Linked DNA regions of Homo sapiens: region 2 is linked to region 1. Evidence: read pairs that join two places in POLR2A ChIA-PET (ENCODE). Cell type or tissue: A673. All regions are shown on one strand. Links, peaks and the distances in the headings refer to the core of each region. The heading gives the core; the rest is flanking DNA. Region 1 overlaps DLGAP1 (DLG associated protein 1). Region 2 holds the start of GAPLINC (gastric adenocarcinoma associated, positive CD44 regulator, long intergenic non-coding RNA).

Region 1 (16,405 bases), core at 7,401-12,400:
AAAATAAAGGCATGACACAAAAACCTATCATGTCAAAAACTGCACTCAGTATCTTCCCAAGAGCCTGCTACCCCATGTTTCCTACCCCTGTAAATGGCACCACTATCTATGCTTTTTTTTAACGCTGAAACATGGGGCCAATCTTGATACCTCTCTCTATCTCACCCTCGTGTCTCTCCTCTAAGGCAGACTCATAAAAGTTAGTTGAATGAATGAATGAGTGGAAAAAAAAAAAAACACCAAATCTTATTTCTGTCCACTTCTCGCCATTCCTTTTGCCACGATCCCAGTTAAACCTCCATCATTTCTCAGCTAGACTATTGTAAATATCTCCTAGTGGTCTTCCTGCCTCTAGTTTCTCCTAAATCCAGTTCATCCTGCACATTATAGCCCAAATGATCTTTCTAAAATACAGATAAAATCATTAAATCTTCTGCTTAAAAATCCTTCACTGGTTCCTCTTTACCCTTGGGATAAAGTCCAAACTTTTAAACATGACTTAGAGAGTATGATGTAGCTGGGGACCTTTTTCCTTCACAATCTCATTTCCTAACACTCCCTCTGTCCACTCTGCATTTCAGCCATACTGGTCTGCTTTTCTCTTTCTTAGCAGTGCCATGTTCTCTTGCCCAGGACCTTTGCATGAGCTGCTTCCTCCTTTGTCTCTTCTGCCTGCCTACAACCCCCTCCACCCCTCACCCCCCACCCCTGCCAAACTCCTCTCTTCCCTACTTAACCTCTTCCCAACTTTCCAGTCTCATCTAAGATAATGTTTCCTCCTGGAAGCCTTCTCTGACTGGCCAAGTTTAAGTGAGGTATCCTCTCCCAATATGCTCTCATAGCACCCATCATTTCCTTATCATGCTTCTTCTATCTTAGGTAGGATTGCCTGTTTTCTTGTTTGACTCTTCCACTAGATCGTTTCATGAAAGAACATAGCTGGTCTCTTATTCATAGTTGTGGCCCGTGATCCAGCACCATGCCTGGCACAGAGTGAATTCTCTCTGAATGCACTAGTAGCTAGCTGGACTCTTTAACAAGCTGTATTACCTTTTGTCTTGCTGAGGTTGCAGAAACCAGATGCAATGATTTTTTATGCTACTCATTCCTGCAAAGTACTGTGCTAAGGTGGTTCATATAATTTCCTTAATCTTCGTGTTGTTGTTCCCATTTTGTAAATGAAAGAACTGAGGCTCAAGTTGTCATGTATGATGCTGATATTAAGGAATGGGACCCTCAGTCTGTTTGACTCCAGGGACCAGTTCTTTCTATTTTCCACGTGATTTACTGCCTCCTTAGAATAAAAGAAAAAGTTTATTCTTAAAAATGTATAAGGATCATTTTTTAAATCCTTAATTTCTCACTGCCTGCCAGTGTTCATTTGCCTTCTGATCTCCAATAGTCAGCCCTGAGTGTATTTTTCCCTTAAATTAAACTGAAAGTACTTCCCTTTGTGCTGTATTCTTTATTCTCAAGCTTTCTTCTTCAAGCCTTATGTCTACAGGAGTTTTCAGCCTTTCTCACTTTCTCTACAGAGAAAGTAGCTGGGCCTTACATTTCTGTTTCATTTCCATTGTCCTTTTAAACAGGCATTATTTTCCTGGACCTGCTCTGTGATTACTGTTTCCATAGCACTTTGCCTGAACTCAGTTGGCCCTTCATGTTCTTCAACCGTAGCCTGATGTCAGACTACTTAGGGGGGCTTCCACTGGTATTTCACTGGGGAAGCAAACTGCTACTTGTTACCACTTAACCAGTTAATTAGCTATGCTCTTTGTGGAAGAAATATCTACAAGTACAGCTAGAGAAGAGACATGTGCAGTTTCTGGGAAATTTTCCATTTTGTGTTGACCATGAGAGTTTTTAGGTTCCTTTAATTCAAACCAGAACACAGACGCACACAGTCAGCTGGAAAATGTGAGAGGCAACAGGGTGTTCCGTGAATGAGTGACAGCTTTCCAGTTGAACAGACCTAGATTTGAATGCTCTTTCTACCACTTCTCTGTCTATATGACTTTACTAAATTACTAAAGCTTTCTGTGCCTCAACTGCTTCATCTGTAAAATGGAGATAATGATGGTGCCTATCATAAAATAATGCCTGGCACAGAGTAAGTACTCGATTAACAATGGTGTTAGTGTGGGTGGTCGTAGTTAGTGGAATAGAGGCTCCAGATGGGGCCACACTCTAATCTCAGGAAACTGAGGATGTTACCTTATGTGGAAAAGATGACTTTGCAGATGTGATTACATTAAGGATCTTAAGGTGGGAGATTGTCTTGGATTATCTGGGTGGGCTCTAAATGTAATCACAAGTGTTCTTTTAAGAAGGAAGCAGAGGGAGACTATGTGGCCGTGGAAGCGGAGAGAGATTTGAAGATGCTTTGCTCTTGGTTGTGAAGATGGAGAAAGGGACCATGGGACAAGGGGAAAAGGCAGGGAAATGGATTCTCCCCTCGAGCCTCCAGAGGACGCCCAGCTCTGCTATCTTGGTTTCAGCTCAGTGAAACTATTTTGGACTTCTGGCCTCCACAACTGTAAGAGATTAAATATGAGATTTTTTAAGCCACTGGGTTTATGGTAATTTGATGCAACAGCCAAAAGAATATAGTGGTGATATTTTGGGAAATGAAACATGGCTCCAAATGAGCTGATAAAGAGGAATAAGATGTTAATATAAAAAAGATGATATTACAGGGTTAAATGTGGAGTAGAGAGGCCCTCTAAATATTATATGTGTGCCTAAATACGTGGTCAGAGGAATTGCAACGCTGGCGCTAGAGGAAGTCTAGAAAGAGAGGGTTTTGAAGGAGTAAAGCCATTTGTGGGGCTTTAGACATAAAGAGAAGTGAGGTCTCCTTGAGAAGGGAGGTGATGCCTGGTGATTCAGGGTGGGGCTGACAGCCAGGGTGTCTGAGCAGATGGCGGAATGTCCTGTTCAGAAGAGAGTGATCAGCTCAGAATAAAGGCTGGTTTGAGGAATTTCCCTGGGCAACCAGGCATGAATCTTAGAAAAGAGGAGGTGTGTCCCAGAAACAAAAGGAGCTGTTTTCTATTGTTCTCAGTGCCATGTTGGTGATAGAAAGAGGCTGTTCAAGAAAATACATTCTGAAAAAGACCTCCTGGGTCTTTAAAACAAGTACAGACTATTAGCACAAGCTGAATACCTTCAACAGAATCTGTTTCTAGCAGTACCCTGAGAGGCCCTAGGTCCGAAGTGAAGCTTGCTGCTTCCCATGAGTATATATAGTGCCTGTTTATGTGCTCATGTTTCTGTTCCCACTTCTGTACTGCCCTCCTCTCTTCTCTTTGCCCAGTTGCCAAAGTCTTTCCCATCACTCAAGTCCCAAGACAAGTATAACCTCCTTAAACTAGCTCCCATGCTACCAATGCCTACGTGTGGATTTTCTAGTGATTTTCACACTTTGCTGACACCAAGTTTGAGGGCTTGTTGCTCCCTCCCCTCCAATAATTCTACCTGTCCCCCAATAGACAGTAGACCCCCTAGAGACAAATATAAGTCTATTGATTTTATTGATTCTTGTGGTTTCTACTCGCACAGTGCTTGGCACACAGGAAGCATTCGATAAATGTGAATGAGTGGATTGATGAATTAATTCATTAATTGTACCCTGTGGGCATAGTTATCATAAGATAAAGAGAATAATGAAGTTCATGAATCCCAGGATCAGTGTCTAAAGAAAATAAGCCCTTCCACCTTAACCTCTCAAAAGCAAGAAATTATAAAAGCACGTAATAGAGCTGCTTCATGCATGAAATAGACATTAATTTCATTATCATCTATTTAGTAGTTCAATATCTAAGATAAAATTTAGGAACAAGTTTTCTTCACTCCCAGATCTAATTTGCCATCTCTTTTATGACATGATTTTTTTTTAACCAAAGCAGGCTATGAAAGGAGAATAACAAAATACCATGTGAAATGCATGCTAATTTATTTTCAAGTACAGTAAAACCAGAGTTTGGTTTTTGCCTGGTGTATTGCACATTTGAGGAAAATTTTCTAAGATTAACAATTATTTTCTTTGAAAAGATAAATGTGTCATGTTTAATGCAAAATTTATAAATGGATGCAACAATTATCTTTTTATTAAATAGTAAAAGTAATGGTAAAGCATCATGTTCACATTTGAAACATAAATCATCTTAGATGAATTAAATATATCACTAATGAGTTATCAAGTGATTAAATGTCTACAGCATATATCCACAACAAGCAGTTCACAACCTGGCTCTAAGAGTTTACTCATTGCTGTAAGCACAAAAGAGTGCTGCTCTCTATCAAATAGAGTGCTTTCAGGGGAGAGTGAAATCCTTCACTTTTAAGCATGTAGTTTTGAACTTTTTGTGTATGCAAGGGACAATGCCAGGCACTATCAGAGATACAAATATGTGTAGCAACCATGCCCAGTTACGATGCTTTACCACTGCTGAGAATTTCTAGTCATATTTACACATAAACCATACAACAGAATATTTCTTAACAACTGAAAGAATCTGATTAGCTTGACTAAACTTGGGAAAGAACAATTGACATTTTGATATTTCCTTAGCTCAACTGGACTAGTTACATTTTTACTAACTTCAAATACTTTATGATCAAGCCCTGTGCATGTGGTATGAGGGTAATCTTAGATGAAAACATCAGGAAAACTCAATTCTTTCATTCACTAACTGAAGCTCCCCTTTTTCCACAGACAGTTGACTATTATTCTAAAATTGTCTCTGCCTTCTATTTCTCTCTTCTCCCCATTGTTGAATTCTGTGGCTCCATCCCAATCTATATTTTTTTTAATTACTAAGACATTAGATGCCATCCATTAGTAATATACTGGTTTTTAAAAAATGGTTCTTTTCCAAACTATCATAAAATCAAGAGAGAGAAATGTGTACAATTTGCATTTATCCTTGTCCCTGACTTTTTTTTTTTTTTTTTTTTTTTTTTTTTTTTGACAGAATCTCACTCTGTCGCCCAGGCTGGAGTGCAGTGGCTTGATCTTGGCTCACTGCAACCTCCGTCTCCCAGGTTCAAGCAATTCTCGTGCCTTAGCCCCCCAAATAGCTGGCTTTACAGGCACACACCACCACGCCCAGCTAATTTTTTTTGTATTTTTAGTAGAGACGGGGTTTCACCATGTTGCCCAGGCTGGTCTCAAACTCCCGAGCTCAGGCAATCTACCAACCTCGGCCTCCCGAAGTGCTAGAATTACAGGCATGAGCCACTGCGCCCAGCCTTTGTCCATAACATTTACAATCTGGGTTACTTTGCTTTCTCAAAGTGAAATTATCAATTATGTCTATCTTTTTAAAAATTTAGTATTGTTTCAAGTTTTGTTTATGAAAAGAAAGAGCCTACATCTATATAAAGTGTAGGATTTATAATATCCATTGCTGCATAAATTAATATATTTACAGCTGAGTCTAAAACCATATACAAATAGAACTGGAAGGATCTGAAAGGGGGCCATATGCCTAATATCACATTTCTAAATGCTTCCTTTTTATAGAAAATAAACTCTAAATTATTGAGGAAGGAAAGCTAATTCATCATAATGGAGGTTTAAACATAAAAGGAAAAGAAGAAAGAAAATAACATATGCTTGGATTTCAAAATCCTGTTACATCATAGCACCCAAAATTGGAAGGAAGATAGAAAACACATCTTGAAAGCCTATTTCGCAGGCTTGGCTCCACCTCACAAAATCCCTGTGCCATTTTCTTAACAAACTTCTTTACATGTAGCAGTTGGATCTAATGAGAGGCTAAATCTTGCCTTTGTGTTAGAAATTGATTTATTTTTTTCCCTCGTTCTGAGTTCTCCTGTAGCCAGCCCCAGAACTCAAGAGCCTGCTTCATTGTTCATCATTTGTATTTATCACTTTTACAGACTGCCACAGGGTGCTCAGAAATCTACCACGCTCTTCAAAAGAAAACACAAAATCCCTGCTCTTCGCAGGGGACCAGCCCATTAAAAGCATTGGCAGAATCTAAGAAAAGAAAGCTGCAGTCGTGATAAAACAACGCATCCGGTAGGAGGGCCACTTAGGCTACCTCTGAGAGGTGGATTCTGAGGGGAGATGGAAAAATGTGTGGCTGAGAACACTTGCTCCCTCTTCACCTCACCACCCTTGCGATGCCTTTAGGTCAGCGGCTACCTCAGAGCAGGAGCAGGTGGCAAGCCCAACATGGAACAAGCCAGGTATTCAAGTCACATCCTAGGAGGGTCGAAAAGTGCAATTCCTCCTCAGTGGACAAATCTCATCCACCTGCGACGTGTGTGACAGTATTCAGGGTGAGGAAAACATTTGACAAAGGAAGAAAAAAAATCTAATCCCATTACCTTTGATGAGTGCTCAGAGGAAACTCCTATAAAAACTGAAGATTAAAATGTTGCATAGTGATGGCATATACCCATGCCCTCACACAGACCTCATTTCCTCTTTCATATTACCCGATAAATGCACTTTTCTCCTAAAGTGTATTTTTTTAATAAATAAAATCAGTAAGATCCTAAGATAGGTGTACTATTCTGAGTAGGAAAGTGATGTGTTTGCTTTCATTTCCTCCTGGTGTCATCATCCTTTGCCATCAGCAATGCTACCAAGATTGGAACACTGATTTGAATATTTCATACTTTAATTGACTATCGTTCTCCTGTATACCTACCCAGTTTGCAATTTCAGGTGACAGTATATTTTCAGCTTAACTTATGTTAATTCTTATCTTGAACTCTGTGGAATCGTATGACAGCAGGTTTAGGGCTAATATTAATCACTTCTCATTTTTGGCAGGTTGCTATAATTATTAAATAGGTATATAAGGTCAAGTTAAATATAGTCAACATCAACTTTATATTTGTTTTATAACAACTGTGCCTCCCACATAGCAGACACACAATAAATAATTGATAAAAGAATGATGGCGATGGCGGGGAGGCACTACATAATTGGAAGGGAGAAGGGAGAGAAAAATCTTCCTATGCTATTATTGGAAACTTTCCAACCATGTTTATGTTTCCATTAAATTAATTATAATCATCAAATAATGAAACTTATGTGGGATGCCCTCATATATGCAATGATTGTGACTGGTTACAGAAGAGCTATAGCTTTTATGTTAGAAAGGAGGATATTTTCTTTTTTTTTTTTTTTTTGAGACGGAGCCTTGCTCTGTTGCCACACTGGAGTGCAATGACGCGATCTTGGCTCACCGCAACTTCCACTTCCCAGATTCAAGCGATTCTCCTGCCTCAGCCTCCCAAGTAGCTGGAACTACAGTCGCGCGCCACCACGCCCAGCTAATTTTTTGTGTTTTTAGTAGAGACAGGGTTTCACCGTGTTACCCAGGATGGTCTTGATCTCCTGACTTCATGATCTGCCCCCTCAGCCTCCCAAAGTGCTGGGATTACAGGCGTGAGCCACCACGCCTGGCCAGAAAGGAGGATATTTTCTATGAAGCACTCATTCTATAAAAACTTGCCATTCTTATATAATGTAAATGGTAAATATGGCATTAGTGTTCTGCTTCTTTCTCCAAAGGGTATTTTTTTAAAGAACCCACAAATGTCATCTCATCTATTTTTAAGTATAGGGCTGCTGGATAAACAGCTAAATCATCTAAACCCAATGGGAAAATTCAAAGTTTAAATAAGCTATTTTATCTCATTGAAAATAAGTGGTACAGACTGACACAGGCCATATGGGTTTTTGCATACAGTTACATGTAAATTTTCTTAACTTTGAATATAAAATTCTGGTTGAAGCTGAAGAAATGGAAAAGCAAAATATAATCTGTAATGACGATTCTTTGAAGATTCTAATTTCTGATTCTGTGGTCCAAGTTTCATCAATTTCCAGTCAAAGCCTGTTCCTTAGGTTATCGTGTACATAATGGAGTTGTATCTTTAAGGTGAGATAATGTAAAGACAACACAAATTCTAAAATGCAGATCTCCAGTGGTCGTACATTTGGGGTTCTTTCACAGAATTCATTTTTTAATAAAAGTTACATATGCTAATTGTGAAAAAAATTCAAATAGTACAGATTGATACAGGGTTAAAAGTAAAAGCTCCCTCCCCCACCGTGTTCCAGTCTTATTTAACCAAAGGCAGCCATCACTGTTACCATTTTAACATTCGCCTTCTGCTATTTTCTACATATAGTCAAACATACAAATATGTATATGTGTACGTACACATTCACCTATGTACATATATTTGATTATATGGAGTGTCCATTCATTTGGCAAATGTTTAATGCTCATCTACTGTGTGCCAAGCTCACTTCCAGACACCGGGAACACAGGATTGAATCAAATCAAAACTCTTTCTTTAATGAAGCTACTTTGTACTATATTAACATCACATGTTAAAGAACTAGTATATTAGCAATACATATTGGGGAACAGTATTCACTACCATGCATTTTGCTTTTACAACCAGTGCTATGATTAATCATCTATTACATAAATCTTTTTTTTTTTTTTTTTTTTTTTTTGAGACAGAGTCTTGCTCTATCTCCCAGGCTGGAGTGCAGTGGCGCGATCTCGGCTCACTGCAAGCTCCGCCTCCTGGGTTCACGCCAGTCTCCTGCCTCAGCCTCCTGAGTAGCTGGGACTACAGGTGCCCGCCACCACACCCGGCTAATTTTTTGTATTTTTAGTAGAGACGGAGTTTCACCGTGTTAGCCAGGATAGTCTGGATCTCCTGACCTCATGATCCACCCGCCTCGGCCTCCCAAAGTGCTGGGATCACAGGTGTGAACCACCACGCCCGGCCCATAAATCTCTATACCAATTTATGAGTTGGATAAATTGCAGAAATTATTTGTGTATAGTCAGTCTTTAGGTAAATGTTTTATTTGTATTATCAACTTCTTTAGAAATGGATTCTGAGTTTTTCATTGCTAATCAAATTAATGCAACAATAGAATTTTTACACTGTGGTACTTAATCTTTTGTAAACCAACACCTTCAAGTATCTTAATAAAGGTATCAAAATTTTATCATTCAGATAAATTATTCAGGTAAATTTATCATTCAGACAAATCATTGTATCCTTGTAGATTCATCTATGAGAATGCTCCAAAAGGAAATCAGTTCAGAAGTCCTAGTTTCCCTCTATTTTCATTGATCACACGTGCTAGAAATCTCTGATTTAAATATTTCATGATACCCAAATGCCTCCCAAACAAAATAATTATCTTTTTGTTTGTTTCTGTGTAACAGAAGAGAAAAATAAAAGCTGTTTAGTAAATCAAAACAAAACAGTCCAGATGCGGTGGCTCACACCTGTAATCCCAGCACTTTGGGAGGCTGAGGCGGGCAGATCACTTGAGGGTCAGGAGTTTGAGACAAGCCTGGGCAACATGGCAAAACCCCATCTCTACCAAAAATACAAAAATTAACTGGGCGTGGTGGCATGTGCCTGTGGTTCTAGCTACTCAGGAGGCTGAAGTGGAAGGATTGCTTGAGCCTGAAAGATCGAGGCTGCAGTGAGCTGTGATTGCACCACTGCACTCCAGCCTGGGGGAGAAAGTGAGACCCTGTCAAAAAAAAACAAGGAGGAAGGAAGGAAGGAAGGAAGGAAGGAAGGAAGGAAGGAAGGAAGGAAGGAAGGAAGGAAGGAAGGAAGGAAGGAAGGAAGGAAGGAAGGAAGGAAGGAAGGAAGGAATCTTATAATTCATAGAAAATTAAAGAAAAAAGAAAATTACACCACCAATGTAATAGGGCACAACAAAAGCTACTGTTATTTATGAGATTCTCCTTTAGAAAGCTATTTGAGCTTCTCTTACTTCTATGCCTCATGTATTTATTACAACTGAAAGCAGGTCAAAATTTACATCCAGGAGCAGCCTCAAATGGAAGGAGGAAAGTTGACAGACAAGTGGGTGTACAAAGGAGAAAGGTGCTCTCACTCCTCTGCCTCAGTGATGGGGGGGGCACCTAAGCTGCCTCCCGTTTTCCACCCCTGCATCCCCCACAAGGGCCTTCTTGCCCCTACTTTGTATTTTCTGTTTCAGACTTCTTCCAGTAATATTGAGAGCATATGGCTGGTTTGGGCAGAAACTAGGAAGCCACATAAATTATTTTTCCTGACTTAGAATTATGTTCCCTCCTGGGAAAAAAAAAAAAAGAAGGTTCTCTGTGGCCGTTCCAACACAAAACATTTTTTTTTTCTGGATGTTTATCTAAATCCACTGCAAGGAAAAATAACATGATTCCTTTGTCAAATGAGATATCAAAAATGAGGCTTAATTCAATGTTTTTCTATTGATTCAGAATTTTTTAGTCTAAACGAATAATTACTAACTGGAGTAGGTGGCTAAGTGCCTACTCGTGCAGCTGTAGTGGGTCATTTGAATTGCAGAAAGCCAGCATCGTTACTAGGAGGAAGCATGAATATCTGAACCATCTCACCCAGCAGGTCAGCTTGACTCATCACCAAAAAGGTAAAGAAAGAAAATGACAAAAGAAAGCCTTTCTCAAATGAAATATATCTGCATTATTACTGTCCATGGGTAGTTCACAGTTTTTGTAATAGGAAAAACATCATCACTGAATATGAAGTGTGCTTGTGCGTTCATGTGTGTGTGACAGAGAGAGGATACTAAAGACTGAATTCCAGTCAATGTCGGGAGACAGAAGGAATAATGGAGTGTGCATGCATGGGTTCTGGTTATTTCTATATGCAAAGGTAATCATTTATTATCTTGACGAAGCATTCTTCTCTCATTACAGTTTTTACCATCAAAAGGTTGGCATGATCTAGGTTCTTGGTGTAAAATACAAGATGTGACCCAAACCTATTTGTATAGATCCATGTCACTTACATGTCTCTATTACCACCTCTCATTTGCACTGATAACTTGAATGAAACATATCCTGGCACAGGCTTGACACAAAATATGAAGTTTCCAAAGGCTGAGTCCCTCCTATACACAGTAGCCATTCCTTCATGTTTGTCTTCTACATGTTGATATAGGGAGATCAAAACAGTTTCACAGAATTTGTTGAAAGGTATTCATGAAGAGTTCAGTGGTGAGATAAATAGTTGCAGTGTGATGAACTGGGAAAGTGCAATGGGCCAAAGGAGATCTGAATTCTAACCCAGTTCTGCCACTTATTAGCCATATAAGCTGTAATTTACATTCTGGATGTCAATTTCTTTGTTTGTATGTGAAGAAGCTGACATTTCCCAAAGGATGATTTGAATAGATATTAATGTGAAGAAAAGGAGTTGAATTTGAGAAACTGAGTACTGTATTCAGAATTCTATATTGGCAGACATCCTAGAATCTTTAAGATGCTCATATGGATGGAAACTCTTTAAGAGAACAATACAGTATAAAGCATCTCCCAAACCCTCTTGGAACCACATTTCACAGAACATTTCTAAGGACTGGTGATCCAACAAACCTGCATGTTCTGCACATGCATCACAGAACTTAAAGTATTAAAAAAAAAAGGATTGGTGATCCATAAAATGTGCTTTGGAATACACAGGGTGAGATGACAGTCTTCAGATTCTGTTTGACTCGTCCTGCCATGATCTGGTGATGGGTCTCTCTGGGCCTAGTAGAGTTCAGTTGACCCTGCTGGGGGTTGTGGCCTTGCTTCCCCAAATATCTCCACAGCAACATCCAACTGCAGCTCCTTGGATGCCAAAAGAGCCTCTCTTCTGGATACTGGTCATTCATACCCCCTCTACACACATGCACCAGCAACTTCGTGCACGGAGATGTGTTCCTCCATGATCCCTGTTTGCCCACAACCATTGCGAGGTTTCTTCCCTGCCCTTGGTAGAGGAAAATCTGGGATGAAAGGTGTCCATACTTTATTTCTCAGTTGAATAAAATAGGTACAACCTGAGTGATGTAATTAGAGATTTCATGAGCACTTTTACTTTACAATATGTTGTTTTCTTTTATACTCTGCTTAGAACTAGAATTATAGGAATGAATATTGGTCTCTGCCAGACAAATGACATCATCCCTCCTCTCAAGTTGCTTACAGATTGGTGGGTGAGACTGATCTATAAACAAATGGTTTTAAAACAATGTGATCAGTGTTACATTAGTAGTATGTGCAAGTTGCTACAGTAAATCTTGATTTTTTTAAGGTTAGCTCTATATTTGTTTTATCAAGGCCGGGCATTATGGAATTCTTTGTCTTTCAGAATACAAAGGGCTTAAATAAAAGATGAGTCTATAAATTTCCTGTTTATTTATTTATTTTTGAGACAGAGTCTTGCCCTGGTTCCCAGGCTGGAGTGCAATGGCAAGATCTCGGCTCCCTGCAACCTCCGCCTCCCGGGTTCAAGGTATTCTTCTGCCCCCAGCCTCCCGAGTAGCTGGGATTGCAGGCATGTGCCACCACACCCGGCTAATTTTTTGTATCTTTAATAGAGATGGGGTTTCACCATGTTAGCCAGGCTGGTCTTGAACTCCTGACATCGTGATCCGCCCACCTCAGCCTCCCAAAGTGCTGGGATTACAGGTGTGAGCCACCACGCCTGGCCAATTTCCTGTTTATTTACCATGGTGGGATGTTTCAGGTGACTGTAGATTTTCCTGTTCATTTGTCAACAAGAAATAAAAATTCCATGAATGACTCTTTTGCCCTTAAAGAACATTGTCAATGAAATTGACATGCCAGGCACCTTGCTAGGTGCTGGTACAGAGCCAGTAAGAGTCTCACTTTGCTTACATGGCCTTTGTGGGTCTCCTGAACAACCAGTGAGGAGATGGTCTTTACACTCACGTCTTTGACCCAAACCATAGTTCCTCAGAAAATGAACGGAGCATATGCAGCTCACAGCTGAAGAGAATCTGAATATCAATAAGCACTGCAGCGGCCCTGTCTGCCCATCAAGTCTCCCTCCCACTGCCTCAGAAGCTGCCCACCCGAATTCCTGTCTATATGGTTAGTTCTGTGCAGCCACCTGCTGAGTTTAGAGTACCCAGTGCCCAATCAAACCCTAATCTAGGTGTTGCAGTAAAGTAATTGTATACACGTGGTTAAAATCTATAATCAGTAGACTTTATGTAAAGAAGATTACCCTCCATAATGTGGATGGGCCTCAACCAATCAGTTGAAAGGCCTTATGACCAAAAATTGAGGTTTTATTGACAAGATTCTGTCTCAAGACTGCAGAATCAACTCCAGCCTGAGTTTCCAGCCTGCCAGACCACCCTGTGGATTTCAGACTTGCTACTCACCACAGTCATCTCTAAAATAAATCTTTTTTTTTCCTGTTCTCTTCTGAGAACCCTGACTGATCCACAGTCCCCTATACACAGGCCTCTAGAGATTCCCCCAAGTGTACTAACCTTCCCCACCCTCCACCCCCTCCCACCCCCAAGCTCAGAGAGTCTTGGATCTATTGCACAATCCATTAAGGGTCAGCTCTATCATGAATGAAACAAGCTTTAAGGGTTTGCACCATGTGGGAACTTAACCGTTATTTAAACATGATTACTATATGAAAAAGCAACCTACAAATACACTTTGAATGAGTTAGCATGTCATATGTTACTTTATATCATCTCTATCTTTATAGTCAGTCTCTGAAGTAGGTATTGCTGTCCTCACTTTATGTTTGAAAACCTGAAGTTAAAAGATGTTCAGGTAATTAGGCCAAAATCACATGTCTGGTCTAAGTAGAGTCAGATTTGAACTCAGGTTGACCTGATGTACTGTATTCATTGCACCATCCTCCTTCCTTATAAGTGAAAAACTACCTAAGTAAGAATTACATGGTGGAAAAATATTTTATTTTCTTCAGTGCCACTTTTATAAGCATTCTCTATAGAGAAGGATTTAAACATTAGCTAACATTTATTGAGGACTTTACCATGTACCTGGCTCTTATTTTAAAGATTCTTTAAATGAAATGTCTGGGTTAAATTATATATCATTTCTGTAGTTGGGCATTTCAAAATTCTAAGACATTGTTAGTACTAATGATTTTCCCAGCTCCATCGACTTTGGGTCATAGATATTTAATGAAAGATTTCTACTCCCATTTTTAAATAATCAATATTTCATATTGACATTGAATACTATGTAAATTATAATAAAAAGATGGGATTGTTCTTGAAAGTTTTTTTTTTAAAGGTTTTGTTTTGTCTTTTTGTCCTTTTTTTTTTTTTTTTTTTTTTTTGAGATAGAGTCTTGCTCTGTCACCCAGGCTGGAGTGCAGTGGCCTGATCACAACTCACTGGAGCCTTCAGCTCCTAGGCTCAGGAGATCCTCTCACCTCAGCCTCCCAAGTAGCTAGGACTACAGGCACATGCCTCCACACCCAACTAATATTTAAATAGTTTGTTGAAATGAGGTCTTGCTCTGTTGCCCAGGCTGATCTCAAACACCTGGGCTCAAGCAAGCCTCCCGCCTCAGCCTCCCAACGTGTTGGGATTACAGGCGTGAGCCACTGTGCCTGGCCTGTCTTGTTTTTAAAAATGTTTTGAACACCACTGCCCCTGGCCCCCAGAGGCTGATGTACAAGAACATGAAAAAGCATTCAAACTTCAGGATTCTTGCCCTAACTTTGCACATGTGATAACCCAGATGATGGACTCACTTCATCTGGGCTGTCATCTCCAACCCTGGCTGGTGTTTTGTCTGACTCTTGGCTACACAGGGACCTCTTTAAAAAGACATGCAGGTCTGTGTTTATTCTGAAGACACAGAGGTTTTAAGAAATATTCTTCTACACGACTACAATCAGTACAGAAGTACAATCAGTAAAAGTAAAGGTAACTAAAGACCAAGGAGCCCAATTCAAGAAGTATTACTTTAGGGTCTCAAAACTATTCATTTGGCAAGCATCTATTAAGTACTTGCTTTATAGAAGGTACTTGAGAAGGAATGAAGATGAATAACAGTGTCTCTCTGATTAATAATGAATGTGGCAGAGCACTGTGGCAGACACTCTAACAGTAGTGCTTTTCTAAGCAATGGTAGCAACTAATTAGTGGTAGTGAAATCAATTTAATGGGTCACAAACACCATTATTTTTAATTAAATAGAATACAACAGAAGAGAATGAAAATAAAGACAGTGTGTGGCATGCCAAAAGGTTAAGTATTTCTCTCTGTCTTTCACTTGTATACGTGCTTATACTGGTTTCCAAAGTAAGATGTATTTCTTGCTGTGAGATGTAGCCAAAAGCTATTTAAAAGCCACTGCTGTAGAGAGAGAGAGAAAAAGAAGAAAACAAAAGCCTTGCTCTCAAGAAGTTTGCATCTTGCTGGGAAGATAAAGCTATTCATGAACAGCAGAATCCTTTGTCTATGGCAACTGAGACTAAGAGATAAAATTAACGTTGCTGACTTAGTGTCCCATGGGATTAAGATCACGGGAAGAAGTCAATGTGACAGTACGTTACTCCTTTCTCTTTGAAAAACTTTTTTCACTCAGCTTCCAGGACCGACAACACACCCTTTGTTGATCGTTTTAAGCCTGCCTAGTTTGTGGTTTCTTAGCTCCAAACTTCTAAGGGTGGAGCAATGCTGAGTGGACATGGCTCTTGGACCATTTCTCTCTTCTACCAACACTCACTCCTTAGGTCACCTCCTTCATTCTCAGAGCTCTAAGTCCCAGGTGTATGCCCACAGGGATGTTTGCAGCCACCCTGAAGCCCCAGTCTTAGATAGTAAGCTACCCTATTCAACATCTCTGCTTAGATGACCCATGGGCATTTCAAACTTCCTACATCCCAAACTGAACTCCTAATTTCCATCCTGAGTCTACTCCTTCTTTAGGCCTTGTCATCTCAGCTAATGGGAATTCAGTCCTTCCAGCTGATCAGGTCAAAAACCTTGGAGTCGCCCTTAACTACTGTTTCTCAGTCCACACATCCAGATCATCGTTAGCAAACCTCTTGGCCCTATCTTCTCCCTCCACCGCTGCTCTGCCCTGGCTCCTCCCCTTTAGCTACAATCTAGGTTATTGCATGAGCCTCCAAGGGTCTCTGATTCTACTCTTGTTGCCCTTGAGCCATTCTCAACTTAGCAACCTGCGTGATTCTCTTGAACTAGAATGTGTCTGTATCTCATCAAAGCCTCCATTCTACTCCCATCTCACCCCAAGTACATGCCACAGCCCTTACCACAGCCTGTAAAGCCTCCTGAAATGGACCCCCACACTCCCCAAATCACTGTCCTCACCTTCTGCCACCTCTCACTCCACTCCACTCACCTGGCCTCCCGCTGTGTGCATGGCAGTCCTGCCCTTTCTTCAGGACTTTCTCATCTGTGCTTCTTTGTGCCTTGAGCACTCTGCCACCAGACCCCAGGGCAGAGTCCCTGACTCCAGTCAGTCGGTACCTAGAGGTCTCTTAATGTAGCCTGCGATGATGCCACTATTAACATGCCTATCCCACC
Region 2 (16,405 bases), core at 8,308-13,307, 370 kb after region 1:
AGCAAGTGATTGGGGCCTGGCTCTTTCTTACTTTCCCCTCACCCTGCCTTCGTTCTAGAGACCCTCAGTGCAAAATATAGAGAATATACCAGTCTGAAGTAAGATGTGTGTTGAGAAATGCTGAGGTGGGGCCAGGGCCACTCATGAGCATGCAACCGCTGGAGTCACAAAGGGCTCCTTGCTCAGAGGGCCCTGCACTCAGACCAGCACTTTGCTATCCCCATCCTAAAGTAAGACGACAATGAAGTTTGCCACATCGATTGACTCTGCCTTTCATGAAAGACTTTTCTGTAGCATGTGATGCTGTTTGGTGGCATTTTACCCACAGTAGGACTACTTTCAAAATTGGAGTCTGATAAGGTTTGGCTTTGTCCTCACCCAAATCTCATTTTTTTTTTTTTTTTTTTGAGATGGAGTCTCGCTCTCTTGCCAGGCTGGAGTGCAGTGGCACAATCTCGGCTCACTGCAACCTTTGCCTCCCGGATTCAAGCAATTCTCCCGCCTCAGCCTGCCGAGTAGCTGGGACTACAGCCACCCGCCAGCACGCCTGGCCAATTTTTGTATTTTTAGTAGAGACGGGGTTTCACCATGTTGGCCAGGATGGTCTCAATCTCCTGACCTCGTAATCCGCCCGCCTCGGCCTCCCAAAGTGCTGGGATTACAGGTGTGAGCCACTGCGCCGGCCTTAACACTTCTTTTTTTTAAAAAAAATCAAGTGGTCTTTGGTATTTTTCTATTGATTGAATGTTTCATAAAATGAGACTATACAGTAGTATATGGATAGAACTTATAAATAAACATATATAGGTAGTACGCCCCCAATTTTTTTTAATTGAGAGTACTTGATCATAAAAGTGCTGGAATTACAGGCACGAGCCGCTGCGCCCGGCCAAATCTCATCTTGAATTGTAGCTCCCATAATTCCCACGTGTTGTGGGAGGGACCCGGAGGGAGATAAGTGAATCATGGGGGTGGTTTCCCCCATACTGTTCTCGTGGTAGTGAATAAGTCTCACGAGATCTGATGGTTTTATAAGAAGTTTCTTTCCCCTTTTTGCTCGGCTCTCATGCTCTCTTGTCTGCTGCCATATAAGACGTGCCTTTCGCCATGATTTTGTGGCCTCCCCAGCCATGTGGAACTGTGAGTCCATTAAACCTCTTTTTATTAGGCTGGGTGCAGTGGCTCATGCCTGTAATCCCAGCACTTTGGGAGGCAGAGGCAGGTGGATCACCTGAGGTCAGGAGGTAGAGACCAGCCTGGCCAACATGGTGAAACCCCATCTCTAATAGAAATATAAAAAGTTAGCCGGGTGTGGTGGCACATGCCTGTAATCCCAGCTACTCGGGAGGCTGAGGCAGGAGAATTGCTTCAATCCGGGATGTGGAGGTTGCAGTGAGCCAAGATCGTGCCATTGCACACAGCCTGAGCAACAAGAGCAAGACTCCATCTCAAACAAACAAACAAACAAAAACCGGCCGGGCGCGGTGGCTCACGCCTGTAATCCCAGCATTTTGGGAGGCCAAGGCGGGCGGATCACCTGAGGTCAGGAGTTCAAGACCAGCCTGGCCAACATGGTGAAACCCCGTTTCTACTAAAAATATAAAAACTAGCCGGGCATGGTGGTGGACGCCTGTTATCCCAGCTACTCGGGTGGCTGAGGCAGGAGAATTGCTTGAACCCAGGAGACAGAGGTTGCAGTGAGCCGACACAGTGCCGCTGCACTCCAGCCTCAGCAACAGACTGAGACTCTGTCTCCAAAAAAAAAAAAAAATTCTTTTTATTTATAAATTACCCAGTCTCGCGTATGTCTTTATCAGCAGTGTGAAATTGACTAATACAGAGTCAATTCTTTCAAACCCTGCCACTGTTTTATCAATCAACTAAGCTTCCAGAATATTCTAAATCCTTTGTTTTTTGGTGTTTTTTTTTTTTGAGACGGAGTTTCACTCTTGTCACCCACGCTGGAGTGCAGTGGTGTGATCTCAGCTCACTGCAACCTCCACCTTCCTGGTTCAAGCGATTCTCCTGCCTCAGCCTTCCGAGTAGCTGGGATTACAAGCGCCTGCCACCACAGCCAGCTAATTTTTGTATTTTTAGTAGAGATGGGGTTTCATAAAATGAGACTATACAGCAGTATATGGATAGAACTTATAAATAAACATATATAGGTAGTACGCCCCCAGTTTGGCCCCATGTTGGCCAGGCTGGTCTCAAACTCCTGACCTCAGGTGATCCACCCGCCTTGGCCTCCCAAAGTGCTGAGATTACTGGAGTGAGCCACCATGCCCAGCCTTTTGTTGTCAACAGCATTCACAGCATCTTCATCAGGAGTAGATTCCATCTCAAGAAACCACTTTCTTTGCTCATCCTTAAGAAACAGCTCCTGATCCATTCACATGTGATCATGAGATTGCAGCAATTCCACCACATGTTCAGGCTCCACTTCGAATTCTAATTATCTTGCTATTTGCAGCACATCTGCAGTGACTTCCTCCATTGAAGTCTTGAGCCCCTCAAAGTTACCCATGAGAATTGGAATCTTCCAAATTCCTGTTAATGTTGATATCTTGACCTCCTCCCATGAATCATAAATGTTCCTAATGGCATCTAGAGTGGTGAATTCTTTCCAGAAGGTTTTCAGTTGACTTTGCCCAGATCCATCAGAGGAATCACTATGGTAGCTCTAACCTTACAAATTGTGTTTCTCAAATAATAAGACTTGCAAGTTGAAATGACTCCTTGACCCATGAGCTGCCAAATGGATATTATGTTTGTAGGCATGAAAACAACATTCATCTTCTTGTACATCTCCATCAGAGCTCTTGGGCGACTAGCTTCATTGCCAATAAGCAGTAATATTTTGGAAGGAATTTTTTTTTCTGAGCAGTAGATCTCAACAGTGGGCTTAAAATATTCAGCTCACGCCTGTAATCCCAGCACTTTGGGAGGCCGAGGCGGGCGGATCACAAGGTCAGGAGATTGAGACCATCCTGGCTAACACAGTGAAATCCCGTCTCCACTAAAAACGCAAAAATTTAGCCAGGCGTGGTGGCAGACACCTGTAGTCCCAGCTGTAGGAGGCTGAGGCAAAAGAATGGCGTGAACCCAGGAGGAGGAGGTTGCAGCGAGCCGAGATTGTGCCACTGCACTCCAGCCTGGGTGACAGAGTGAGACTCCGTCTCAAAAAAAAAAAAAAAATTCAGCAAACCATGATGTAAACAGATATGCTGTCATCCAGGCTGTATTGTTCCATCTGTAGAGCACAGGAAGAGTAGATTCAACATAATTCTTAAGGACTCAAGGATTTTTAGAATAGTAAGTGAGCATTGGTTTCAACTTAAAATCACCTGCTGCAGTAGCCCCTAATAAGAGAGTCAACCTGTCTCTTAAAGCTTAAAGCCAGACATTGACTTCTCTTCTCCAGCTATTAAAGGTCTAGATGGCATCTTCTACTAGTAGAAAGCTGTTTTGTCTACATTGAAAATCTGTTATTGAATGTAGCCACCTTCATCAATTACCTTAGCAAGATCTTCTGGATGACTTGCTGCAGCTTCCCCATCAGCACTTGCTGCTTCACCTTGCACTTTTATGTTATGGAGATGGCTTCTTTCCTTAAACCTCTGGATCAAGCTCTGCTAACTTCCAGGTTTTCTTCTGCAGCTTCCTCACCTCTTTCACCTTTTTCTTCTGCAGCTTCCTTCACAGAACTGAAGAGAATTAAGACCTTGCTCTGGATTAGGCTTTGGCATAAGGGAATGCTGTGGCTGGTTTGATCTTTATCCAAACCATTCAAACTTTCTCCATATCAGCAATAGGGCTGTTTTGCTTTCTTACCACTTGTATGTTCATTGGAGTAGCACTTTTAATTTCTTTCAAGAACATTTGGCCAGGCACAGTGGCTCACGCCTGTAATCCCAGCACTTTGGGAGGCGGAGGCAGGCGGATCGCCTGAGGTCAGGATTTCGAGACCAGCCTGGCCAATGTGGCGAAATCCCATCTCTACTAAAAATAGAAAAAATTAGCTGGGCTTGGTGGCGAGGGCCTGTAATTCCAGCTACTTGGGAGGCTGAGGCAGGGAGAATTGCTTGAACCACGGGAGACAGAGGTTGCAGTGAGCTGAGATCATGCCATTGCACTCCAGCCTGGGCAACAGAGTGAGACTCCGTCTCAAAAACAAACAAACAAACAAAATAAAACCATTTCCTTTGCATTCACAACTTGGCTAACTAGTTGGCACAAGAGACCCAGCTTTTGGTCTGTCTCAGCTTTCAGCATGTCTTCCTCACTAAGCTTAATCATTTCTTGCTTTTGACTGAAAGTGAAAGACCTCTGACTTCCTTTCACTTGAACTCTTCTGGGTGATTATAGTTATAAATTGGCCTAATTCCAATATCATTTTATCCCCCGGAATAGGGAGACCCGAGGAGAGGGACAGAGATGAGGGAACAGCCAGTCAGTGGAGCAATCAGAACACACACGTTTATTGATTAAGTTCATTGTCTTATATGTGTGCGGTTCGTGGTGACCCCAAACAATTACAATAGTAACATGAAAGATACTGGTCAGCCGGGCACGGTGGCTCACGCCTGTAATCGCAGCACTTTGGGAAGACAAGGTGGGTGGATCACGAGGTCAGGAGTTCAAGACCAGCCTGGCCAAGATGGTGAAACCCTGGCTCTACTAAAACTACAAAAATTAGTCAGGCGTGGTGGCAGGTGCCTGTAATCCCAGATACTCAAGAAGCTGAGGCAGGAGAATCGCTTGAATCCTGGGCGGCAGAGGTTGCATTGAGCCGAGATCGCATCCCTGCATTCCAGCCTGGGCGACAGAGTGAGACTCCGTTAAAAAAATAATAATAATAAATAAATAAAATTACTGGTCACAGATTACCCTAACAGGTATAAAAGTCATGAAAAAGTTTGAAATACTGTGACAGTTACCAAAAATGTGACAGAGACCAGAAGTGAGCATATGCTACTGGAAAAACGGTGCCGACAGACTTGCTTGACACAGGGTTGCCACCAACCTTCATTTGTAAAATATGTGGTATCTGGAAAGTGCAGTAACACAAAGCACAATACAAGGCTAGTACAAGGTGCACTTGTATTAGCCAAACACTGATGCTGAAAACAATGACATACAAAGACAGGGAAAGAGAAGGTACCCCTCAGTTCCTTTTCCTTTCAGTCCTTCCTTACTAAGCCAAAGGTAGAGTGATGGTAGGATACGAGCATATTAAGAAGTGAAAAAAAAGCCAGTGCAGTGGCTCACACCTGTAATCCCAGCACCCTGGGAAGCCGAGTTGGGAGGATCACCTGAGCCCAGGAATTTGAGACCAGCCTGGGCAACATAGCGAGACCCCATCTCTACAAAAATTACAAAAAATTAGTGGGGCTTGATGGAGCATGCCTGTGGTCCTAGCTACTCAAGAGGCTGAGGCAGAAGGATCACTTGAGTCCAAGAGTTCAAGGCTGCAGTGAGCTATGATGGCACCACTGCACTAGGCAACAGAGCAAGACCCCATCTCATAAGAGAAGAAGTGAAGAGGCCCTGCACAGTTGCTCACGCTTGTAATCCTAGCAGTTTGGGAGGCCGAGGTGGGCAGATACCTTGAGTTCAGGAGTTCAAGACCAGCCTGGCCAGATGGCGAAACCCCATCTGTACTAAACGTACAAAATTAGCCAGGCTTGGTGGCACACATCAGTAATCCCAGCTACTCAGGAGGTTGAGGCAGGAGAATCACTTGAACCTGGGAGACGGAGGTTGCAGTGAGCCCATATCCCACCACTACACTCCAGCCTGGATGACAGAGCAAGACTCCATCTCAAAAAAAAAAAAAGTAAAGGAAAAAAATCTTAGTTACTTGTATGTAGTGTTTCCCCTGTTCTAGTAAAAATAAAACATATATCTATGCATAAGCAATGAAATAGAAAGTGTGTAACTTAGGTGATTCTAAGTTAAATGCGCTTATCTTTCCCATTGAAAACTGCTACTGCACAATGTAAAGCCAAGTGGTAAAAATTCATGTGAATAATTTTAAATTGTAGTTTATCTCTACTTAAAACAATTTTAAATAGCAAACAGAAAACACCAAGACAAGTTGGCAGAGAGGAAAAAGACATTTGAGTACCTTTAATGATACTGTTTTTTGTGTTTTTGGGAGGGGCTATATATATGTACTTTGCCCTGGGCCCTGTGAATTCCAGAGCTGGCCCAGGGCTGAGCTTAGACACCTGCATTGGAAAACCACTGCCAGAAGATTCAGGTGCACAACCAGAGCTGGGGATCTTGGGTCTATTTCAAAGGCTTCGGAGTCCTCTACTCATACCTGCCCGCTTCACTGCACACCTGGTCCCTCTCCACGTTTGCCTAAGGCAGTCCTGAACTCAAAGTATTCTGCCTTGCATAGCTGCAGCTCTCTCTCAAATAAGACTTACCCTATGTGCTTAATTTTTATTTTTTTATTTTTATTTTTTGAGACAGAATCTTGCTCTGTTGCCTAGGCTGGAATGCAGTGGCACAATCTCAGCTCATTGCAACCTCCGCCTCCCGGGTTCAAGCGATTATCCTGCCTCAGCCTCCCAAGTAGCTGGGATTACAGGCACGCATCACGACATACAGCTAATTTTTGTATTTTTAGTAGAGACGGGCTTTCACCATGTTGGTCAGGCTGGTCTCGAACTCCTGGCCTCAAGTGATCTGCCCACCTCTGCTTCCCAAAGTGCTGGGATTACAGATGTGAGCCACTGTGCCTGGCCAAATGTGCTTAATATTAAAGCCAACACTTGCCCAGCTGCTCTGAAAGGACAGCTCAGTTTTAAAAGCACTATGTCCTGACTGCACGTTACACATTTTTATTCCTTGAAGTAACAAGGCTCTTTTCTCTCAGTTTCCAAATGCTCCTTGACTTCTCAACTAAGTGTACATTGATACAATCACAGTCATTTTCCTAATCAATGCCAGGTTTTCCATCCTTGGAGGTCCTTGAGGCTCCCTGAGGTCTTCTCACCTTCTTCTTCCGATGAAGAACATCACCCTTGGTCTTAGCAGGGCTGGCCTGGCTCCACCCACCAGGCCATGATGCCCCCTCTCTTCCTGCCTCTGTCTCCTCCACCCCTTTCTGTTCACCCTCCCTCTTCTGCCCTGTACCACCCTGGTGTTCTGCTCTCCACCATCTGCCCTGGCATCAGGGGATGCTTCCTCTTCACATCAATTCCTATTACTTCGACTAAAACAAACCCTTAGACCAGACTGTTATTTTCTTTTTCTTTTTTTGGGATGGAGTCTCACTCTGTCTCCCAGGCTGGAGTGCAGTGGTGCGATCTCAGCTTACTGTAACCTCTACCTCCCAGGTTCAAGCGATTCTTCTGCCTCGGCCTCCCGAATAGCTGGTATTACAAGCATAGGCCACCAGGCATAGGCCACCATGCTTGGCTAATTTTTGTATGTTTAGTAGAGATGGGGTTTCATCATGTTGGCAAGGCTGGTCTCAAACTCCTAGCATCAAGTGATCCATCGGTCTTGGCCTCCCAAAGTACTGGGATTGCAGGCATGAGCCAAGCCACCGTGCCTGGCTGACTGTCCTTTTCTCTGGACAGAAATGTCATCCCGAAAGTTTCAAATCACCCTATTGATGGTTTTGCCCAAAGAAACCAATCATTTCATCATTCTGAGATGCCCTCTACTGAACTTTTTATTTGCATTTTCTTCTATGGCAAACCTTTCACCTAGGCTTAGGATGAGAGGTATCTTATGGAACTTTCACTGATTTCAAATAGCCTACACTGTTACTAGATCTATATGTATTATTTATGTCCTTAGAAAGTTAGAGATTTCAGAGGCTAAAGATATCATCTAATCCAACTCTATGCTTTACTGACAAGAAAACTAGCTCAAAGAAGTTAGTTTACTCCTAGCCACCCAGCTAGTATTATGCTGGCCTAGTGTCATAGTTAGGTCTTCTGGAGCTAAGCTCAGTTCTCTTCCTTCTGTATCGGGGGCAGCTTGGGTTACTGCATATCGAAATCACAAAAAGCAGATTGAGGCTTCTTCAGAGTGTTCTACTTACGTGAGCCCAGAGGGAGAAGGAGAAAGCAAATTGGAGGCTCTGAGTGGTTAGCCCTTTAGTAATAAAGAACCGGTGTTGGGCCAGGTGCGGTGGCTCACGCCTGTAATCCCAGCACTTTGGGAGGCCGAGGCGGGTGGATCACAAGGTCAGGAGTTTGAGACCAGCCTGGCCAACATGGTGAAACCCCGTCTCTACTAAAGATACAAAACATTAGCTGGGCGTGGTGGCACACGCCTGTAATCCCAGCTACTCGGGAGGCTGAGGCAGGAGAATCACTTGAACCCAGGAGGTGGAGGTTGCAGTGAGCCGAGATTGCGCCATTGCACTCCAGCCTGGGTGACAGGGAGAGACTCGGTCTCAAAAAAAAAAAAAAAAAAAAAAGACCTGGTGTTGTTTTCTGCATTATAGGAATGATGCCAGTGGTAAAAAAAAAAATCACGCAGCTTGGTTTCAGGGATGATGATGACCTCATCAGCACTACAACAGCCACCACTATCTCCAGCCTACAGCCCCCGCCTGAAGCCCTCACACTACTTCCTTGTATAACATCATAGGAGAGAAGTAAAGACAGCATTAAGGATCGGGGGAAGGGAACTTTACTGCTGCTGTTGTAAGAAACTGGAGAAAGGCAGACGAGAGGTGTGGGAAATAGGCGAGGCCAGGACCCAGCAGGACCACCTCAGAGGCGGACTTGGGGACAGTCACCTCCCAGGCGGCAAGTGGAAACCGGAGTCAGAACCTGAGCCAGGTAGATTTGCTCATCTAAGATCCAACAATAACATGGATTTGTAGGTCAATCAGCTTTGCTCTAAAACTCTAAAGAGGTTCTACATTGTTACCTCATTTAATCCTCAACAACCTTGAAATTTAGGTATCTGTTTTTTTATATAACGAGAGATGAAGAAGCCCAGATTTAGAGATGCCAAATGACTTGAGCAGCTACAGAAGTTCAATTCTCTTTCCCCTGTTTCCTTAGTGTTTTTTTTTTGAGACAAAGTCTCACTGTTGTGCAGGCTGGAGTGCCATGGCACAAATTCAGCTCGCTGCAACCTCCGCCTCCCAGGTACAAGTGATTCTCATTCCTCAGCCTCCTACTGATGCGTAGCTGGAACTACAGGCATGCGATACCATGCCTGGCTAATTTTTGTATTTTTAGTAGAGACAGGGTTTCGCTATGTTGGCCAGGCTGGTCTTGAACTCCTGACCTCAAGTAATCCACCAGCATCAGCCTCCTAGAGTGCTGGAATTACAGATGTCAGTCACCGCGCCCAGCTCCCCAGTGGTTCTAAAATATCTCCCAATGCAATGTAAAAAATGCATCAATTTTTTAAAATTCCAAACATGGGAGTGTAAGACTCTGGAGCAGAGTTAAGGGAAATGTGCCTGGAAAGGGAAATAAAGCCCAAGGGCAAGTATGAACCTGTCATTGAGAGTAAAAAGGATGAGAGGCCAAGGGCAATGGCTCATGCCTATAATCCCAGCACTTTGGGAGGCTGAGGCGGGAGGATCACTTGAGCCCAGGAGTTTGAGACTAGCCCCGGCAACATAGAGAGACCCTGTCTGTACAAAAATTTTTTTTTTGAGACGGAGTTTCGCTTTTGTTGCCCAGGCTGGAGTGCATGATGCGATATCGGCTCACTGCAACCTCTGCCTTCCGGGTTCAAGCAATTCTCCTGCCTCAGTCTCCCGAGTAGCTGAGATCACAGGCACGCACCACCACACCTGGCTGATTTTGTATTTTTAGTAGAGATGGGGTTTCTCTATGTTGGTCAGGCTGGTCTTGAACTCCCGACCTCAGGTGATCCCCATGCCTTGGCCTCCCAAAGTGCTGGGATAACAAGCGTGAGCCACTGCGCCCAGCCTGTACATTTTTTTTTTTTTAAATTAGCCAAGTGTGGTGGTGTGCACCTGTAGTCCCAGCTACTCAGGAGGCTGAGGTGGGAGGATCACTTGAGCCTGGGATGGTGAGGCTGCTGTGAACTATGATTGTCCAGCCTGGACAAGTGAAACCTTGTCTCAAAAAAAAAAAAGGGTAAGAGCTCAACTTTTCGAAAAAATACCCATGCTATCTGACCTACCACCCTGGCTTAGTAAAGGGTACTGCCATTATGTTTCTAGCTCAGAGTTCTCAATCCACTGCCAAAGCCTCAGTTACTATCACCCAAACCTGTTATCCAGGTGTCAACTTCATGGACAGAATATGTTGCACTTAGCAGCTGCATTACGACAACAGAGTTCCCCGGAACTGAATTGTTGTTACTTCCAGCATTAGACGCAGGCATTAATTTACATATACCTGCATACACATCACTGTAAACGTGCCTGAGTCCAGCTTCTCCTTTTGCAGAGAGATTTGATAGCCCCTGGATGTGGATGCAGGGCTTCACACCTGATGCCTGGGATGATCATCCATAACGCACAATGTGGAAAATGCCCTTCCAGGAAACCAGGCTGCTGTGTGTGAACCTAGTGAGCAAGCATAGAAACAGGAAGGCTGAGATTAGAGCCTGCTCTACAGCGTTTTGATGTTTCCTGAGCCACTGCTGAGGCTCTGAGAGCTGATCAAAGGTACCTCTGCAGGCTCAAATTAACACAGAGTTGGTGAATCAGGCCAGCACCTGCCTGCAAATAGCAGCATATTTCACCAAATCAGGTTAATCTTTTCATCAAGGCAGGAGGTGGCAATCCTTTCATAAAACCTTCACAAGTTAAGTTTATTCCTGTTGTACCTTAGCTTTCTGAAGGAAAAGTAATGAATGGCCTGTTCAATTTTCTTCCCTTGGAGGTACGTATTTATTTTAAAGCTGATCTTTACCTCATGGTGTATACCATTGAAGACCTCCAGCCCTAAAGAACTTGCCTTGTTTCAAAAATGGTGGAGGTTTTGGGGTTGAAAGAGAAGAATGGGAAGGCATTGTCATAAATCTTCACTTTCCTTTTAATGCAGGTGGGATTTATAACTTCAAGTATTTGTATAAGAGCAGTACCTCACCTCTGTTTGGGGAAATATAGCTAAAAAGCCATAATTTTTGCAGAGAGAAAGCAGAAAGGCGCAGCACAGAGTAAACTATAGCCACTGGATAGATCTAAAGATTCTAACAGAGCTCAAATAAAAAACAGAAACTAACTTAAAAAAAAAAAAAAAGGTACTAGCCTAAGGCTGCAGGCTCAGAAAACCGATACCTACAAAGGGAAATGAAATGCATCGAATAATAGATTAAGTGTTAATACTTACGCAGAGAAGCTTCAAAACAGATTTCTTGCCTTGGAGGAGTTCATTATTTCAGGCATTGGCTAGTCATAAGACTTAGGAAACCAAGAGGATGTGTCAGATCCTGCAAGTCTCTCCAAGAAGCAGATGTGGTCACAAGGAAATGGAATGGGGGAGGGGAGGGAGGAATTCGAGAGAGCAGAAAAATAAGTTGAGATATTTGGAAAATAGAGCTTGCATATGATTATCTGCCAAAGCAACCCCCAAATTTTTATTGAACAGTATAATAAAAATGGAGACAGTTCCAAGTTGTTTCATTTCGGGGATAGGGTGTGGAAAGAGTGTGAGCAAACAGAATCACCCCATGACTGGGGGCCCCATTACAGCTGGTAACCACAGACAAGCTGAACTTTGAAGAGTGTCAGTTTCCTCAGCTACACAATGGGAATAACACGTCCCATTAGGGTTGTGAGGACTAAATATGTATATGTGGTATTCAACAAATACAATAATAATATAATAGATAATAATTTAATATAAGGTGTTTGATAAGTACATCTTTTCCTTCTCAAATTAATCCAACACTTTCACTTCAATACTGGGTTTACAGATGATACCAGAAAATAACACTATAATGGAAAGAGCTATTGTTATTTATCTATTTGTTTTTGAGATGGAGTCTCATTCTTGCCCAGGCTGGAATGCAGTGGCGTGATCTCCTCTCACTGCAACCTCCGCCTCCCAAGTCCAGGCGATCCTCCTGCTTCAGCCTCCCAAGTAGCTGGGATTACAGGCATGCACCACCATGCTCTGCTAATCTTTGTATTTTTAGTAGAGATGGGGTTTCACCATGTTGGCCAGGCTGGTCTCGAACTCCTAGCCTCAAGTGATCTGCCCACCTTGGCCTCTCAAAGCCCTGGGATTACAGATGTGAGCCATCACGCCTGGCTGGGCTATTTTTTTGTTTAAGTTTCTTACTTTTATTTTTTCAATTAACAAAAGTATATATTTATGGTATACAACATGGTGTTTTGATATGTGTATACATTGTGAAATGACTGAATCAAGCTGTTAATTAGAGAATTTAAAATAAATGATGTTCTAGATTGTGTAGATTTATTGTACAAGCAGGCTAGGGGAAAAAATGTTTTGTTCGTTTTGTTTTGTTTTGTTTTGTTTTGAGACAGAGTCTCGCTCTGTCGCCCAGGCTGGAGTGCAGTGGCGCGATCTCGGCTCACTGCAAGCTCTGCCTCCCAGGTTCACGCCATTCTCCTGCCTCAGCCTCCCGAGTAGCTGGGACTACAGGTGCCCGCTACCACGCCCGGCTAATTTTTTGTATTTTTAGTAGAGATGGGGTTTCACCGTGTTAACCAGGATGGTCTCGATCTCCTGACCTCGTGATCCGCTGGCCTCGGCCTCCCCAAGTGCTGGGATTACAGGCGTGAGCCACAGCACCCGGCCAATGTTTTGGTTTTTTTTTTGAGACAGTGCCTTGCTCTGTTGCCCATGCTGGAGTGCAGTGGCGCAACCACGGCTCACTGCAGCCTCAAACTCCTGGGCTCTAGCAATCCTCCTGCCTCAGCCTCCCAAGTAGTTGGGACTAAAGGTGCACACCACCATGCCTGGCTAATTTTTAATTTTTTTGTAGAGACAAGATCTCGCTATGCTGCCCAGACTGGTAAGCCCCCACGCTCAGCTGGGAAAAGATGTTGACTAATGTAATACACTTGGGCTTTTCACAGAATCATTCAAGTAAATCAAATTTCAAAATGAAAATCAGGCTAGGCACAGTGGCTCACACTTGTAATCCCAGCACTTTGGGAAGCCGAGGCAGAAGGATTGCTTGAGCTCAGGAGTTTGGGACCAGCCTGAGCAACACAGCGAGACTTCATCTCTATAAAATTTTAAAAGCTAGGCCTGGTGGAGCTCACCTGTAGTCCTAGGTACTCAGGAGGCTGAGGCAGGAGGATCATTTGAGCCCAGGAGTTCAAGACTGCAATGAGCTATGACCACATCACTGCATTCCAGCCTGGGTGGCACAGCAAGATCCATTCTCAAAACAATAACCACCACCACCAAAAAATCCCTGAAAATCATTGGAAAGAAATTAAAAGCAATAAAACATTAATAATCAGACTAGGTAACAGTCAAAAAGTTGTTTTGACTTGTTAAACAGGATAATTTTTTAAAAGAGGCATATGTAAAAATTTAAATGTGTACCTTTTGTTGCATTTCAACCTATTTACAGTCTCTGAAAGCCTTATCCTCACATTACAATTTATATGGAGATAATTTATGCCTTTAGAGTATTAAAATATATATTAGCAAAAATTTGAGACAAGATAGGAGAATTGAATTTGTCCTAAGATCATAAGTTAGAATGATCTGATCAAATAAGAATATGTTCAAGTTTCAGTAATTTTCTTTATAAAGAAAATAATTTGGAGGCTGGGCACGGTGGCTCACGCCTGTAATCCCAACACTTTGGGAGGCCAAGGCGGGTGGATCATTTGAGGTCAGGAGGAGTTCAAGACCAGACTAGCCAACATGGTGAAACCCTGTGTCTACTAAAAATACAAAAAAAGAGTGGGACGTGGTGGCACACGCCTGTAATTCCAGCTACTTGGGAGGCTGAGGCAGGAAAGTCACTTGAACCTGGGAGGTGGAGGTTGCAGTGAGCCGAGATTGAGCCACTGCACTCCAGCCTGGGTGACAGAATGAGACCCTGTCTCAGGAAAAAAAAAAAGGAAAATAGTTTGGAATATTTTTAAAAAACAAAACAAGCTGACACTTCCTAGAGTAACAATTTATCTTCTGAAATCCCTCCATGGTTTTATTTTCCTTACCTCTATGTTAAATATTTGTCTATAAATATGTTCCTTCTAAACCTGAGTAAATTTCCATCATTGGATTTGGTTTCCTTTCTAAGTCACCCACAGTGTGCTTCAAAGGTTGCACATTCTATTGATGTCTATAACACATTTCATTCAAAAACCCCGTTTCCTTGATATTTAGTTAAATCTCTGTACTACTTATTATTTTTATTCATTGATTTCTCATGCTTCCTTTCTTTGCCAGCTGTGCTATTGTAACCATCAACCCTAAGTTACTGCTCTTCTTTCAGCCACAAAGCATTTGTTGAATGTCTCTCTTTTCAGCCTCTGAATCATAAAACTCAGCCCAGAACATAGCCTGTTTTTAATTAGAGGTCACGATTTTTGGAGGTTAAGACTTGACACATTCTCCTGTTAATGAGCTGAATGAGACCTAAAACTGATCTCTAAACATTGCTTTTTGCTCTCTGGCCAGTTTCCAGAGATAAATTTTACTTTTTGATTGAATACAAATGAATATTTTGTATTCCTGCAGTAAGTTTTGGGGTCTATCACTCAGAGGCTTAGCTTTACATATGGTATGAGCTATGTGTATATAGTACCAAATATCAAATTTATGCTAAACTCTAATTGAACAAGCTGACCTGGGTGACAAAATAATTCTACAGCAAATTATATTTCTGTAAGACAAATTACATTTCTGTAAGACTCTAATTTTCAGTCCTTCTGTCCAAACAAAAAAGACTACAGAAACAATTTTTGTTTTGTTTTGTTTTTAGGTCTGGAAAAAGAACGGTCAACTCCCCATGTTCTGGATAAGGACAGAAACAATGGCTGATTTAAAGAATTATTTAAGGCAATGGTTCTCAATCTTGTCTATGCATTGGAATCACTAAGAGATCTTCTAAAAATTCCCAACTCGAGGCCACAGTTTTTTTTGTTTGTTTTGTTTTGTTTTTTGTTTGTTTTTTTTTAGCTTTCTAGGTGATTCCAGTGTTCAGTTAAGTTTGAGAACCACTGATTTGGAGTTTCAAAGTAACTATAGTAAAATTCTAGTTTCTAGTAATAGTGGATTTTTTTTTTCCTTTTTCAGACTAATTCCCTCCAGGTTAACAATCATGAAGTGTGAATGAACAAAAAGTTAAACAAACAAAAAGCTAGTTGAAGGCCTGAAGAGTAACCAAAAGCATAAACTGGAGGGTCGTCTTCCCCTAAAAGAAGAGAACTTCAAGATGTACAAGTTTGCACCTTTTGCCTGAAGGCAGTCCTCATTCTTCAGAAGGTTAGGGGTGGCAGAAAGCTGCATCTTCAGTGGCTTGAGATGTCAAGGACAGAAATGGGGTGGGCAGAGCAGAGCAAAAGTTAAGAAAGTTAGGAGAAGAATTCTGGAAAGAGGGGAACTGAAGAAGGAGCAAATCTCAACCTCTGAACAGAAATTTTGTTCAAATCCCTAGTTGGTTTGTGCAGCAGGGGAGACGCCAGTGGGCCCATTGAAAGGCAGCAGCCGGAAGCTGAAAACTAATCAGAGACTTCGGCTGCTATCCATTACAGGATGGTTTGAAGTTTCAGTTCAGGCGAATGAGCTGCTTGAGGACAAAAGTTAACTATTCTGAGGAATGTAGCCAAATCCGTAGTCTTTATTAATGTACCATCCATACTGTCCAGCATGTAATAAAAAATCACTAGACAAGCAAAAAAAAAAAATGACCCCATACAGAAGTGAAATATAATCAATGGAAACTGATTCTGATTAGGACATGTTACAATTAGCAAACAAGTATTTAAGGCAGCTATTATAAATGCTTATAAGGATATATATTCATAATTAGTAATGAGGAATCTCAGAGAATTAGGAATACTAAAGAACCAAGTGGAAATTTTACATGTGAAAAATACTAGTACTATAATGAAAGTCCACTGGATACGTTCATGAGCAGACTGAAGACAGCAGAAGAGTTAGTGAATTGCAAATAAATTATACAAATTATTCAATCTAAAACAGAAACAAGACTGAAGAAAAGAGCTTCAGAGACATACAGGACAACCTCAAGTGATCTAATGTAAATTTGCTGGAGTTCTGAGACAGGAAAGCAAGAAATAAATGGAAAAAATGGCCAAAATTTCCCCAAGTTTGATTTTAAAATAAATAAAAAAAATAGATTTACAGATCCAAAAGTTCAATGAACCCCCAGCTAAATAAGTACAAACAAACCATACCTAGGCATATTTTAGTGACACTGCTGAAATTCAAAAATAAGACAGCCAGAGAAAGACATTATATTTATGAGAATG

What was found. Peaks named below come from ENCODE experiments on the same cell type or tissue, not always from the same donor. Only the 100,000 strongest peaks of a DNase experiment are listed, where the experiment ranks them.
Region 2: POLR2A ChIA-PET joins it to region 1 with 5 read pairs; 2 of 35 experiments call an interaction of 5 or more read pairs at or near these places.

The regions. Positions count from the first base shown.
Region 1 is chr18:3,826,416-3,842,820 of GRCh38, reverse strand. The region is part of intron 4 of DLGAP1 (DLG associated protein 1); the gene reads left to right. Among named protein-coding and RNA genes, the nearest start is that of DLGAP1-AS3, 44 kb to the left of the region's middle. In A673, for the core only: no CTCF peak of the experiment used is centred there; DNase peaks (open chromatin) are centred at 9,510, 9,860 and 10,410; H3K4me3 peaks cover 761 bases; H3K27ac peaks cover 5,000 bases.
Region 2 is chr18:3,461,256-3,477,660 of GRCh38, reverse strand. GAPLINC (gastric adenocarcinoma associated, positive CD44 regulator, long intergenic non-coding RNA) reads right to left here and starts at 11,411. Exons shown (of 3, transcript NR_110429.1): 1 at 11,304-11,411; 2 at 10,365-10,534. It overlaps LOC105371965 (a long non-coding RNA gene), which reads left to right. Exons shown (of 3, transcript XR_935106.3): 3 at 15,207-15,817. RefSeq lists enhancers at 7,733-8,523, 10,221-10,908. In A673, for the core only: no CTCF peak of the experiment used is centred there; no DNase peak of the experiment used is centred there.